2 separate regions of the Homo sapiens genome follow, and region 1 is linked to region 2. Evidence: chromatin contacts called from ENCODE Hi-C data. All regions are on one chromosome and are shown on one strand. The core of a region is the stretch at or near the end of the contact, and the rest is flanking DNA. Distances in the headings are between cores, read along the strand shown.

What was found. Hi-C counts contacts between places; a loop is a spot of excess contacts on that map. Pooled maps may share reads with other maps.
Region 1: a pooled map shows a loop between it and region 2 (6-fold over the local background). The contact joins the enhancer-like site here to the promoter of MORC4 in region 2. A Hi-C loop is called at or near these places in 6 of 50 pooled maps.

The regions. Positions count from the first base shown.
Region 1 is chrX:107,483,145-107,489,531 of GRCh38, reverse strand. All of the region lies in intron 1 of FRMPD3 (FERM and PDZ domain containing 3), which reads right to left. Among named protein-coding and RNA genes, the nearest start is that of FRMPD3, 37 kb to the right of the region's middle. RefSeq lists an enhancer at 4,899-5,457. Within about 2 kb of position 4,976, at least 2 of the 41 ENCODE cell types and tissues checked have a DNase peak (open chromatin) inside an H3K27ac peak, as active enhancers do.
Region 2 is chrX:106,996,066-107,002,715 of GRCh38, reverse strand. MORC4 (MORC family CW-type zinc finger 4) reads left to right here and starts at 2,504. Exons shown (of 17, transcript NM_024657.5): 1 at 2,504-2,848; 2 at 2,967-3,039. The coding sequence starts at 2,747. RefSeq lists silencers at 2,440-2,519, 2,530-2,739.

The sequences.
Region 1 (6,387 bases), core at 3,727-6,226, 480 kb before region 2:
TTAGAATGGCGATCATTAAAAAGTCAGGAAACAACAGGTGCTGGAGGGGATGTGGAGAAATAGGAACACTTTTACACTGTTGGTGGGACTGTAAACTCTTTCAACCATTGTGGAAGTCAGTGTGGCGATTCCTCAGGGATCTAGAACTAGAAATACCATTTGACCCAGCCATCCCATTACTGGGTATATACCAAGAGGATTATAAAACATGCTGCTATAAAGACACATGCACACGTATGTTTATTGCGGCACTATTCACAATAGCAAAGACTTGGAACCAACCCAAATGTCCAACAACGATAGACTGGATTAAGAAAATGTGGCACATATACACCATGGAATACTATGCAGCCATAAAAAATGAAGAGTTCACGTCCTTTGTAGGGACATGGATGAAACTGGAAACCATCATTGTCAGCAAACTATCGCAAGGACAAAAAACCAAACACCACATGTTCTCACTCATAGGTGGGAATTGAACAACGAGAACACATGGACACAGGAAGGGGAACATCACACTCCGGGGACTGTTGTGGGGTGGGGGGAGGGGGGAGGGATAGCATTAGGAGATATACCTAATGCTAAATGACGAGTTAATGGGTGCAGCACACCAACATGGCACATGTATACATATGTAACAAACCTGCGCGTTGTGCACATGTACCCTAAAACTTAAAGTATAATAATAATAAAATAAAATTAAAAAAAAGAAGTTCTTGATTCAGGACTTAAAGTGTTTTTTTGTTTGTTTGTTTGTTTGTTTTTTTGCCCCTCAGAGAATGCTTTTTAGTTCAAGAAGAGGAGTTTAAAAAGCACATTAATAAAACCCACTGGACTGAAAGTGCCGGGTTGCAATCAAATCCAAAACACCTAGCCCAGTGGCTGGCATATGATGATGCACAGTACATATCCACTGAAGAAAACGTCACATTTTCATCTCAAAATACTTTTGTGGTAACGGTGTCTCTATATTGTTTTAGGCCATGAATCAAGGATGTTTTTCTCTGCACTTGGGAAAGTCCTGTCAGTCTGCAAATGGGCCAAATTTGAATATTAGCCATAAGGGCTAAACACCCACAAGTACACAAAGACTCCCTCAAGTGGATACACAGACAGTCACTTTCCAAATGCTTTGCCAACTTTGGGCCTCCCCTGCAAGATCTGGGCCCTGGTTCTTTGGACGGAAATAGCAGAGCATGCGGCTGTGATGGTTCTCAGAGCAAGTGGAGACATAATGATGAGGCCATTCAGGGTCCTTGTCAAAACCATGTGGATCTGGGGTGAAATTTCAATCATCTTACCAGCTGGCACCAGAATCCTTCTTAGGGAGGGAACTGGGACTGTCTTTAGGAAAAGGTTTTGATAAGCTGCTTGCCTTGACAGCATGGGTAGGCAGGAGCCAAGGCAACGGAGGAAAGAGCTTAACGCTGTGTGGTAACATTAAACAGGACTCAGAGATTGCAGAGAGAGCAGAGAGGAGAGGAGGAGAAGGAGGAGAAAGGGGAAATGAGGCACTGGGTGTGAGCCTAGAGCCTGACTGAGAAAATGACCAAGGGACTTCTTCAGCCCAGGATTGCTAACTTTAAATGTTCAGTTGTTTGTGCTGCTGCGAGGAAAATCCTTTTGTCACTCCTAAGCCTTCTACACACATTTCCTTGGGTGAATGGTTATTCGGGTGAGATTAAGGAAGAGAGTGAAGCTCCACGTTTTGGGTGACATGAAAAGATACAAACAAATGGACAACCGGCACTTCTTAACTCTGGCTACACATTAGAATCACCTCAGGAAGCATTTAAAACCTGGGGATGCCCCCAGGGAGTCCCCACAGAGATTCTGGTGTAACTGGTGTGGGATGGGGCCTGGCATCAATATTCAAGTGGAAGTTTAGAAACTCTGGTCTCCGTGGAACTCTTTCTTTTCAGAGAACCATAAATAAGCCTGTGGTGGGGTTGGGGGCAAGGAGAATGGAAGCCCTCCCTGGGAATGCAGAGATCTAGGAAAGCATGGATTTTGAAGGAAACTTATCTCAATGTGAAGGGCAGGGGAGACCATGAGAATATCCAGACTACAGGCATAACTGATGCCATTCACCTCTGACTTCCCTCTTGGCTGTCCATAATGCCTCCCAACCCAAGCAATTATGACTTCCAACTCAACCCATTATGCCTCACCATGTTGCATTGCAAACATCTCTTATCTTTCATTCTTACCAAGCATTATTTTCCCTGGATCCCATTTCTTTTTGATAATTATTTTTTCATTTTTTAAAAATTTTTTTGAGATGGAGTCTTGCTCTGTTGCCCAGGCTGGAGTGCAGCGGTGCGATCTCAGCTCACTGTAACCTCCACCTCCAGGGTTCAAGCAATTCTCCTGCCTCAGCCTCCCAAGAAACTGGGATTACAGGCGCCCGCCACCACGCTCAGTTATTTTTTTTTTTTTTTGTATTTTTAGTAGAGATGGGGTTTCACTATGTTGGCTAGGCTGGTCTCGAACTCCTGACCTCAGGTGATCCGCCCACCTCAGCCTCCCAAAGTGCTGGGATTACAGGTGTGAGCCACAATGCCCGGCCCTAGATCCCATTTCTCAGTGAGCCTACTCTTTGACAGGTAAAACCCAGTGAATCTGCTATATGAAAACTTTCCTTAGACAAAACAAAAATGTACTTTTTTTTTTCAAAGACTGAGAGTTTTTACTTATTTCTTTTTTGAGCTCTTGGTATTCAAGGAAATCTCTGTCAAAACACAAGATGACCACATCCTCTTAAGGAATAGAGATTTCAAAACTTACTACAAAGTTGCACTAATAAAAACACTGTGGTACAGGCATAAGAATGGACATATGCAAGAATGAGCATCTACAAATAAACCCATTTATCTACAGTCAATCGATTCTTTGACAAGTGTGGCAGGAACTTTCAATGGCAAAAGAATAATCTCTTCAACAAATGGTACTGGGACAACTGGATATCCACGTGCAAAGAAAAAGTTGGACCCTTCCTTTATCCCATATACAAAGCTCAATCCAAAATGGACCAAAGACCTAAATATAACAGCTAAAATATAAAACCTTCAGAAAAAATATGGATGTAAATTAAAAAATGTACATTTTAACAAAGGTCTTTGGAGGACAATGCCTTGACCCAACGCAATAATTTTCAGGGATCTTGGCAAAGCATGGAGAAAATATTTTGTGGTCAGAAGGGACCTGTGGAGATCCTCAAAGCACACCATGTGGGTAGATAACCATGAAGCTGATTACTGAAGATGTAAGTCTGAGAAATATCTGGAACAGTTGAGCCCATTCTTCTGGGATCACTGGAGATGGCACCCAGGAAAGGGTCAGGCGTGTCCCAGGCCTCCAGGGCTCTTTTCACATCCAACCGTGTCTTCCTCCCCAATCCTCCACAGTCCCTCCTAGCTCTTTACTTTTCCAGCATTTTATGCAGCTTGAATAAAGTAAGCTTGATAGGCCAAGCTACCAGTTAAAAGCTCACTCCGTCATGGACAAGGCAGGAGTCAGCATTTTAGCAGCAGTTTAGTCGCGGCCAGAGAAGACAAAGGCAGAGAATGGCCGATTGCAGGTGCCAATTCCCTGGTTTTTATAGGCTGGTGCCTGAGGGATGGATCATCCTGCCTTACCCCCTGGAACTAAAGGTGACAAATGAATGCTCTTCAGTGGGAAAGCTATTAAGTGGGATGGGACCAAGCAAAAAGGACCAGTTCTCTTTTCCCTATATCCCTGCTTCCTTCCACTCCTGCCCTCAGCACTGGGGTAATGGCCTGGCTTAAGGGGATGAGATAAAATGAGGCCTCAGAGGGTACTGGCAGGGACCAGGTGGTCACAGCTCCCCTTTCTCAAGATAATTTACTCAGGGGCAGGAGCTAAAATTGATCAGATGAGGCTCTAAGTCAGAATGAAACCTGTTAATTTGTTACACCGTTTTAGAACTTCACAGATACCTATCTTATTGAACACAGCACTGAGGTGCTTTTTAAAACCTAGGAAGCCAATTAAACCCAGGAAGAAACCTGCATATTTTCTAACGTGGTTGAATAAAATTGAAACTGTTGCTACATCTGAATAGAACTGAAACATAATTTGGTCCAGGATCCTTCTCAGTAGCTGGGACATGCTTGTTTGGGAACTCTTTCCTTGGCCTCAATCTTTTCCCCAGAGCCACCCCTTCTCCCGAAAAGAAAATCCTGACAGGCACAGTCCTGCAGTCTTTGCAGTCCCTGCAAAGACTCGCCCAGTCCTAAATCAGTTTCCTGAGGAACTGTCTCACCAGCAGAGGAACCCAAGCTCCATGCACAAGAAGCTCACTTCATTCGTGTGCCTTCCCCTTTCCTTCCCCCTTACCAAGTTACTTGGTTGGCCTAGCCCACTGGCGTGACTAAATTGGAACATTCTTTCAGGGTATGCGGTTCTTTCCAAGAGAGTTCAGAAGAACCAGGAAACAGACATTTCTGATACAGAACAAACAGAATCTGGGGTTCCCTTCCCTTCATAAGTCTCGCATCTTGCCACAACCAGATCTTTGGCTTTCCCAATTAGCCAATCATATTCTTTGGGATTGACACCCACCTCTGGGAGGTTGACTGAACTGTCAGTAGTCCTGGAGGTGAAGGGTGATGCTGAAGCAGGCACGGGGAAAACGAGCAGCTTCTATTCTTCAGAGGCAGCAGAGACTATTGCTGGACTCTACAAAGCATGGCTGCCTGACCAGTATCTATTCCCAGTTGGACCTGCCCTGGTCTGTACCCTCCCTAAAGGACCCCAGGTTACTGGACTTTTCTATTTTTGGCGATCCATGGATAGGCACCTCAGCCTTCTGCCCTGGCTCTAAGACCCAGTACCTGGACTACTTCTCATCTCTCTTTTCCCCTGCTCCTCCTAGTTAAGACCCACACCAGGCTCCCCTCCCCCTAGCCCCAGGGGAGCCAGCTGGAGCCAGCGATGACGCAGCTTGTCAGGGCAGGAGATTGATGGCAGGCCCTCTGCTTTCTTTCCCCGCCCCTTCTTCTACTGTCTTGCTCTCTCCCTTTCTGGGATTTGGGGAGGAGGGAGGAGGCAGAGAGGGAGAATGCTTAGCTGTTCCATTCACATTCTTCTTAATTCAAGGGCTTTTGCTAGTCCTCACTTGATGGAGCTCAGCTGAGAAGACGCTAGCCTTTCAGAGAGAAGAGGGTTAGGGAATCCAGCTCCCTCCCTGTTACCTCCCTGCTGCCTGGCCCAGTGCTGGTTCTGACCGGAGGCCCCTTTCTTCCCCAGCAGCACTGGGTTGGGCAGTTTGCCTTGGGCCCATCTGGCACCATAATCCGCAAGCCCCTGGGAGGGCCCAGTGAACTCATTTGGAAGCTTTGGGCCTGTGCTATAGGAAAGTGGGGGCAGTGGGCTTCGAGCGTAGCCAGAAGGAGCTACTCTGATCTCAAGGACCCACCTGACTCCCCACCCCCACCACCCCATGGGGGTTTCTACAGCCAGTTCCTGGCCCTGCCACAGCCCCTCCCCTGCAGCCCAGGGAGGGTGAGTGAGTGTCTGGTGGGGTCTTGATAGGGCACTATGTGGACATAACAAAGCTCTCCAGCTGAGAGCCCCTGGCCACTGTCACCCCCCTTGCACACCCAGTGTATATGTTCTTTTGCAGTGAAAAGCACCAACAGGAGGCCTCCATCCAGATAGGCAGGCAGAGAGCAAGAGAGGGAGCTCAGCGAACCCCACCCCTACCCCACGCCCGCATTAGGCCCTACAGACCCAGGATGTGTTCTGGCTGTGACAGCTGATTACAGAGGGGCAGCTGGGAGGGCAGAGCACAGAAAACAGGGGACACAGCAGTCAGAGTCACGATGCAGACAGACAGTTGGCACCATTCTGCCAGGAAGAAAACGAGCATCCAAGATGTGGTGGCTGAGCCAAACAGGTGGGTAGAGCACAAGGGCAGAAAATCCAGGGCTGAGAAAGCCCAGAATTCTGGGAGCCATCATGAGGGTGAGCCCCAGACCCCAAGAGACCTGCCTCACTGGATTTTCTGCTTTTGTGCTCAGAAAGTGGCTGCCAAGAACAAAAGGTCTCAGCCTGGGTCCAGGGTACACTGGAAGAGCCTCAGTGGGGGAAGTTAGGAGCCTAGGGATGGGTTGCCATAGGGCACTGGCTGATGGCAGTAGTCTACTCAGTGCCTTTGTGTAAAAAGCTCAGAAAAAGTTACTCCTTCTGGGTGAATGCAGCCCCACAAACACTATAGCTTTATCAGATGAAAAATGTATCCCTTCATCCAGGTCCACTTAGTCTTGCACCAGGGAACATGGTTTGGGGAGCAGAACATGGGCTGGATTTCCATTCCTACTTAACCCTCTTGGCTGAGTACCTTTATGCAGTTCACAGCCTGCA
Region 2 (6,650 bases), core at 1,255-3,754:
AAAAAATCAATAACATGAATAAAAAAAAAAGAGAGGGGAGACTTTTAGATTGAAATGGATTTAAGACACATAACCACGTGCAATGTGTGCACTTGGAGTCTAGATTTAAACAAACCAACTGTAAGCAGACATTTCCGAGACAATTGGGGGAAATCTGAATATGGACTGGGCCAAGCAAAGTGGCTTGCGCCTGTAATCCCAGCACTTTGGGAGGCCAAATCAGGTAGATTGCATGAGCCCAGGAGCTTGAGACCAGCCTGGGCAACGTGGCAAAACCTCGTCTCTAGAAAATATAAAAAGTAAAAAAATGACCTGGGTGTGATGGCATGTGCCTGTAGCCCCAGCTACTCAGGAAGCTGAGTTGGGAGGATTGCTTGGTCCCAGGAGGTCAAGGCTGCAGTGAGCCAAGATCGTACCACTGCACTAAAGCCTGGGTGACACAGCAAGGCCCTGTCTCAAAAAAAAAAAAAAAAAAAAAAAAGTCTGGGTATTAGAAGACAACAAAGAATTAGTATAAATTTTGTTTGGTATAAAAGTGGCATGGTGGTTATGTTTGTTAGAAAATGTCCATGTTTCTAAAGAACACTGAAGTATGTAAAATAAAATGGCATGATGTTTGAGATTTGCCCTGAAATGCTCACAGCTTACAGAAATGGAAAAAAAAAAAAAAGAAAAGAAAAAGAAAAAGAAGAAAAGGGATATAGAAAACAAGTGCCTTAGTCAGATCTGGCTGCTGTTAACAAAGTACCATAGACTAGGTTGCGTATTAACAGCAGATGATCAGGTTCTGGTACGGTCTCTCTTCTGGGTTGCAGAATTCAGACCCTTTCTTGAGTCCTCATGGAAGAAAGAGGATGAGAGAGCTTTCTGGGGTCCTTTTTATGAGGCACTAATCCCATCATGAGGGTTCCACCCTTATGACCTAATTACTTGGCAAAGGCCCCAACTCCTAATCCCAATACCTAATACCATCATATTGGGAGTTAGGATTTCAACATACAAATTTTGGCGGGGCACAAATGTTCAGTCCATTGCAGCAGGTGTGGCAGTCTTGATAATTACTGCATCTGAGTAATAAGTACATGGGATTCATTATATTGTTTTCTGTACTTTTGTGTATTTTAAAAAATTGAAGAAAAGATAACTAAAAAACAGACAAATGTAAAGCACCCAATGGGGGTAAAAAATGATGCTCAAAGGACATAAACAGGCATTTGTAGAAGAGGAGATGCAAATGTATACTAAACATTTGAAAAGATATTCAGCCTTACTGGTAGTCAGGAAAATGCAAATTAAAACAATAAGGAGATACTATTTTTTATTGAAAAGACTATCAAAAAGTTAAAAGATTGGGACCATCTAGTGCTATGAACATGACAAAAGAGCACTGATTGTTGCTGGGAGGGCAAATTGCCTATCTTACAGTATTTATTAAGATTAAACCATGCACATGCTATTAGATGCAGCAGTCTCATCTTTTGGAATTCATTCTGTGGAGATAACAGTATCAGAAATTAATGACCTGTACACGAGTGTGTGAAGGAGCATTTTTTGTATTGTCAAAATTAAAAAAAGAGGACAACCTAAATTACCATAAAGGAATGGTCAAATAAATTATAGTTCATTCATGCCATAGAACATTACATATGTTTTTAATGAATCTGTTTTTCTATTATCAGTGTATATTTATAGTATATTAGAAAACACAGGTAAGAAAAAAGGAAAAAGTGTCTAGTTCCAGACCCAGAGATATCATCTTGGTGTATATCAAGTGGTTTTCGTTGTGTGTGTGTGTGTGTATATATATATGTATGTATGTATGTGTATATGTGTGTATGCATGCATATATATATATGTATATATGTATACATATATATTTGTTTTTCCAATAGAAAAGGCATCATGCGTTCCACAATATGTTGTAACTCCTTGTTTTCTTCATTCCTTCATGAATATTTTTCTACATCAACACATACTTATCTACAAACATGGCCTTCAAGAACTGGATGGTATTTCATTTTATGCATACTTCATAACTCGACCAATCCCCTACTTGGCGGTATTTAAGTGAATCCAATTTCTCCTTTTAGAAACACCGTCCCTGCATGCTAGCAAGACTTTGGAGATAGTTTGCTAATTGCCTTCCAGAAAGTTCTGGGTGCTTCTGGAGGCATTTGAGGCAGAGTAGGTAGAATGTTTTCCCATCAGGCGAGCTTGCTATCTTCCCAGATAGCAACACTGTAGTCTTTAGAACTTGAAAGACTTGTCTTATCTTGCCTGTTAGTCATGCAGCCTAAGCGGGACTAGGTTCCAGAAATCCCATACATGCTCTCCCTCCTCTTGCTTCATTCACGCCCCTCCCCACGCGCCACCCCCGCCCCCCGCGCTTTCCCGCTCGGCGGCCTGGCCTATGGCATACGCCAATAATTAATTAGGGGCGGGGATCAAGGAGCGGCTGTCAGGAGGTCGCCATATTTCTGTACGGCCCAGAGGCAGCCCGGGCAGTCGCCGGGTCGGTAGAGGTGCTGACAGGGCGGAGCCGCCGCTTGCCTCAGCCGGCCTCACCCCTCCCGCCCGGGACAGGTGGCTGGAGCGCGCTCCGCCTCCGCCAGCTGCGAGTGGGAGCGAGGGAGGGCCGGTCCCGGACGGTCGCCGCCAGCTGCGAGTGGAAGTGAGCGAGGGCTAGTCCCGGACCGCCGGGCCAGGGGTCCGGCGGCAGCAGACGGGTACCGTGGCGGCCAAAAAAATGCTCCTGTACCGAGGGGCCCCCGCCGGCCCTGGCGCGCCGGGCTGCGGGCTGGCCCGGCCCGGCGGCGGCCCGCAGGCCTTCGGGATCCGCCTGAGCACGGTAGGTCCGGGGCCCGAGGGGGCGGACGCGCGCGCGGGCCCCTGGGCTGCGGGGGGCGCGCGGGGAGGGCCCGGCGGGCCGAGGCCTCACGCGGGTCGGGACCTTCTCTCGCCCCCAGATGAGCCCCCGCTACCTCCAGAGCAACTCCAGCAGCCACACGCGACCCTTCAGTGCCATCGCGGAGCTGCTAGGTGAGTGGCGAGGGCGGGCCCGGCCGTGTTCGCCCGAGGCAGTGGTGCCAGCGTGGTGCCGCGGACGCGAGAGGAATGCGCAGAGCCGCGCGGGGCGGGCCGGGGCTGGGGTGGGGGCCTCGGAACCGGCCCCGGCTCCGCAGGCGGAGGAGGGGGATGGCTCTCTCGCCAGGAACTAGGTTCCGCTCATAAAACGGAGGAAACGAGGTGTGTCTGAAGCGTTAAAGACACCAGTGTGGTTTTTCTCTCGCGCTCGTGACGTTCGGGCACTTTAGGATAGCTTAGTTAGTAATCAAAAGGAGATGCATAAAAACCTCGGGCCCTGAGGCAGCTGGGTCCGCAGGGGCTGGCGACCGACGGAGGATGCCTAGCTAGCAAAGGGGCGTAGAGGACCGAGGCGGGTCCTGGGGAAAGGTCTGGAAAGCGGAGTTCCTTAACTTTTGAGACAAGAAAAGTTAGGAATGATGGGACATCTCTTAAGAGATGACACGAGTGCATTTGGCTCCCTGCTACTGCGGAGGGCTGGGTCCGTGGTCCACGAGCGCCCTCACACCGCTGGAATGAATATTGAGGACTTAACCTCTCGCTCCACCGGTGTTTGCTTTTAAAGTGTTTTCAGTTGATCCCTTCAAGCCAATTACACCAGTTTTTGCAGTAGTGTGCTACTGTGTGGAAAGCAAAGAAGAAACGCAGTCCTGCACAAAACGCAGCAGCATACAGGGCGCATTATACATGCTTTGAAAATCGAAAGAAGGAAGAAGTGTTTATGGGCAAGGTTGCACAGAACAAACTCTTGAAAATGTTTTCAAAGCTCCCCAAATGAACCCCGGTCTCTACTTAAGCAGTCGCTGTGGCCATGCCATGAGAGTTATCTTGGGTAAGAAGTCAATGGGTAGCAGGGGACTTACTTGGAAGGGTGATAAGAATGATAGAGACCTTTGATGATTAACCATAACACGGAATGCTTTACAATATGTGTAATTTAATTAGAAGGTGAAAGGCAAAAAGTGGAATTGATACGTTTGGAACCCTAGAGCAGAGGGACTGTATCTTTGAGGTTTGGTACTGTGCCTTGGGGCTGTGCACTGAACCTCTGCAGAATGGAATACAATCCAAGTTAAGTATGTAATTTACAAGAAAGACTACAAGGGAGCAAAAAGTAGTGATTTACATAGTGGGGGATGGGAAAGCGAAATGTATTGTTCTCTCATGGTTGGCACGGTGCAGAACGTGATATACCTGTGCTGTGCTTACTGTACTTTCCAGGTGATTTAATGAGTTTCCAATTTGTAATTTTGGATATTTGTGATTTTGGCCATAAGCATTACCTTAAAGAACCTAAGCCGGATCTAAGACGTCCAGTATGAGCGCGAGTATGTGTATGTATTATGCACACACATGCATGCATACATGTATACAAACATAGATTTTAAGACCAAATAACAACTATTTGTGAAAATATTAATAATAGGGAAAAGAGAGAGCAAAGTGTTAACTGGCAATCCAAAGCTTTCATTTTAGGTTTTCCTTCAATCATTTTCTCCACTTAAGCATTAATTTTCTAGTGAATCATTCATTTGGTAAATATTTATTGAGCACCCACTGTGCGCAAGGCCACTGTGGTAGGCACAAAAATGAATACAACACAGATTCACTCTTCTAGTAGGGGAGATAAAACATGTACAGAAGGTTTATGCTTTGTCTAACAACAAAATGGAAATCGATATATAAACAAAGATAAAAACAAGTGCTGTGGGAGTTCAGAGGAAGGAGGAATGGCTTCCAGTTTATCAGGAAGAGGAAGGTTAGGAAAGGCTTTGTGGAGGAGGTGACATTTAAGCTGAGATTTGAAGGATTGGGACATGTGGATATGGGCGGGGAGGAATTCCAGGCAAAAGGAACAACTGCTTGAACAAAGGCATGAAGAATATTGAGTGGAGTTTAATTAGAGCATGGGGTTCACAAATAGTAAAAACGATAGGTACTTAAAAAGTTTACAAGCAGCTTTCACAAATAACTTTTTAACATTACCATTTGAGGTAAACATTTATTTTCATCCTGCAGATGAAGAAAAAGAGGTTCAGAAAATTTAGTTGACTTTTCCAAGGTTACATATATACTAAGTAGCAGATCCAGGACTCAAACACAGGCCTTTTTACGCCAGATACTAAGTAAGGATGAGGTTAAAAAGGTCATCTGGGATCAGGATGTGATTGGGAGGCTCCAATATCTGGCTTTTTAGCCTGAAGTTTTCTGAGCAGGGGAATGTCATGATCAGAGCTGTGCTTCAGGAAAGTCAGTCTTGCAGCAGTGTATACAATTGAAGGAGAGAGATACGGATTTATATGACAGGAGGTTATTGCAATAATCCAGATGAGAGGAAATAAACTCTGTAAGAGACTGACAATGGAAATAGAGTAAATAGGATATGAGAACGTCTAGGGATGCATAGGGTAAAGGAGAGGGAGGGATAAGAAAATTACTTAAATTTCAAATTTGTGGTCTATTCAATGCTAACCTTGTGTGTGTTTGTAACAAAGGAAGAATAGGCTTGTGACAAAAGGTGATGACCTTACCTTTAGGCAGGAATACTTTTAGATACCTCTAGGATTTATGTAGGACAGTAGCTCCACCCTTGGCAATCTTTCATGTAGCCACCTATAGGCCATCCTTCTGGAACAGGGGAGGATGGGAGCCTTATGATGCTATGAAACAGAAAAGGATGAGAGGCTTGTGAAGCACTACCTCAAAGCCATCTCCCATTTGCCATCTTATCTCTCCTGGGAGGCTGTCATGGAATAGTTTCTCATTGCCTCCTAGATTCTGATGAGATAACGAGAGCAGGGGGAAGGTAGAGATGGGGTCCTCCCACGAAGGGATAGCACGAGCCAAGTTAGGAGAGAGAAAACTCCTTGTGATCTGGTAGCACATGGGCTTGTGTGGCCAGGTTAGGGAATGAAGACACTCCAGCATCTGATAGCACACTTCTCACCTAAGTGGTGGGCAGGGAGAGAGGAGTAAGGGTTCTTTCATTGTGCTACCTGTTCATTGGCTGGATGGGCCGGGTTAGGGGAGAAGATAGATTTTCTGGGATCCAATAGCACTTGCCATGTATTGGTAAATTTTTGGAGGGTTAAGCAGCCAGAGGTAGGATTGAAACCAGCCTCCAGATCGGTGCCTTGTTATCATAAGTTCATTTATTGAGGCCAGCCTTATTATTATTGTAATTTCATTTGCTGAGACCGAATGAAGGGCCATGTAAAACTGAAAGTAAGTACAAAACCGTGCTTGCTGGTGCCTCTCTACTGATCTCTCTTTCCCTACTGCTCCAGCTGACCCTGGCCTCTTGCATGCCCCCTCCCCCTTGTATTCCATGAGCTTCCAGCCAAGGAGATAAAATGTTGAGCTGCTCCTGGCAGCTACATTGTAACTCCTGAAGTGCCTGTGTTAAAACTATTTGGTGTGTTCCTGTAAAAAAAAAAAAAAAAAAAAAAGTACCTAGTAAAGTTTGGGCAAAACTTGCAGTAAAGAGGAAAAGAATTGAGATGATTTTGTGAGAGGCCTTTGAGCTGATTCGTTGAATGCACCGTTGGGTAAACATGTAGTTGCAA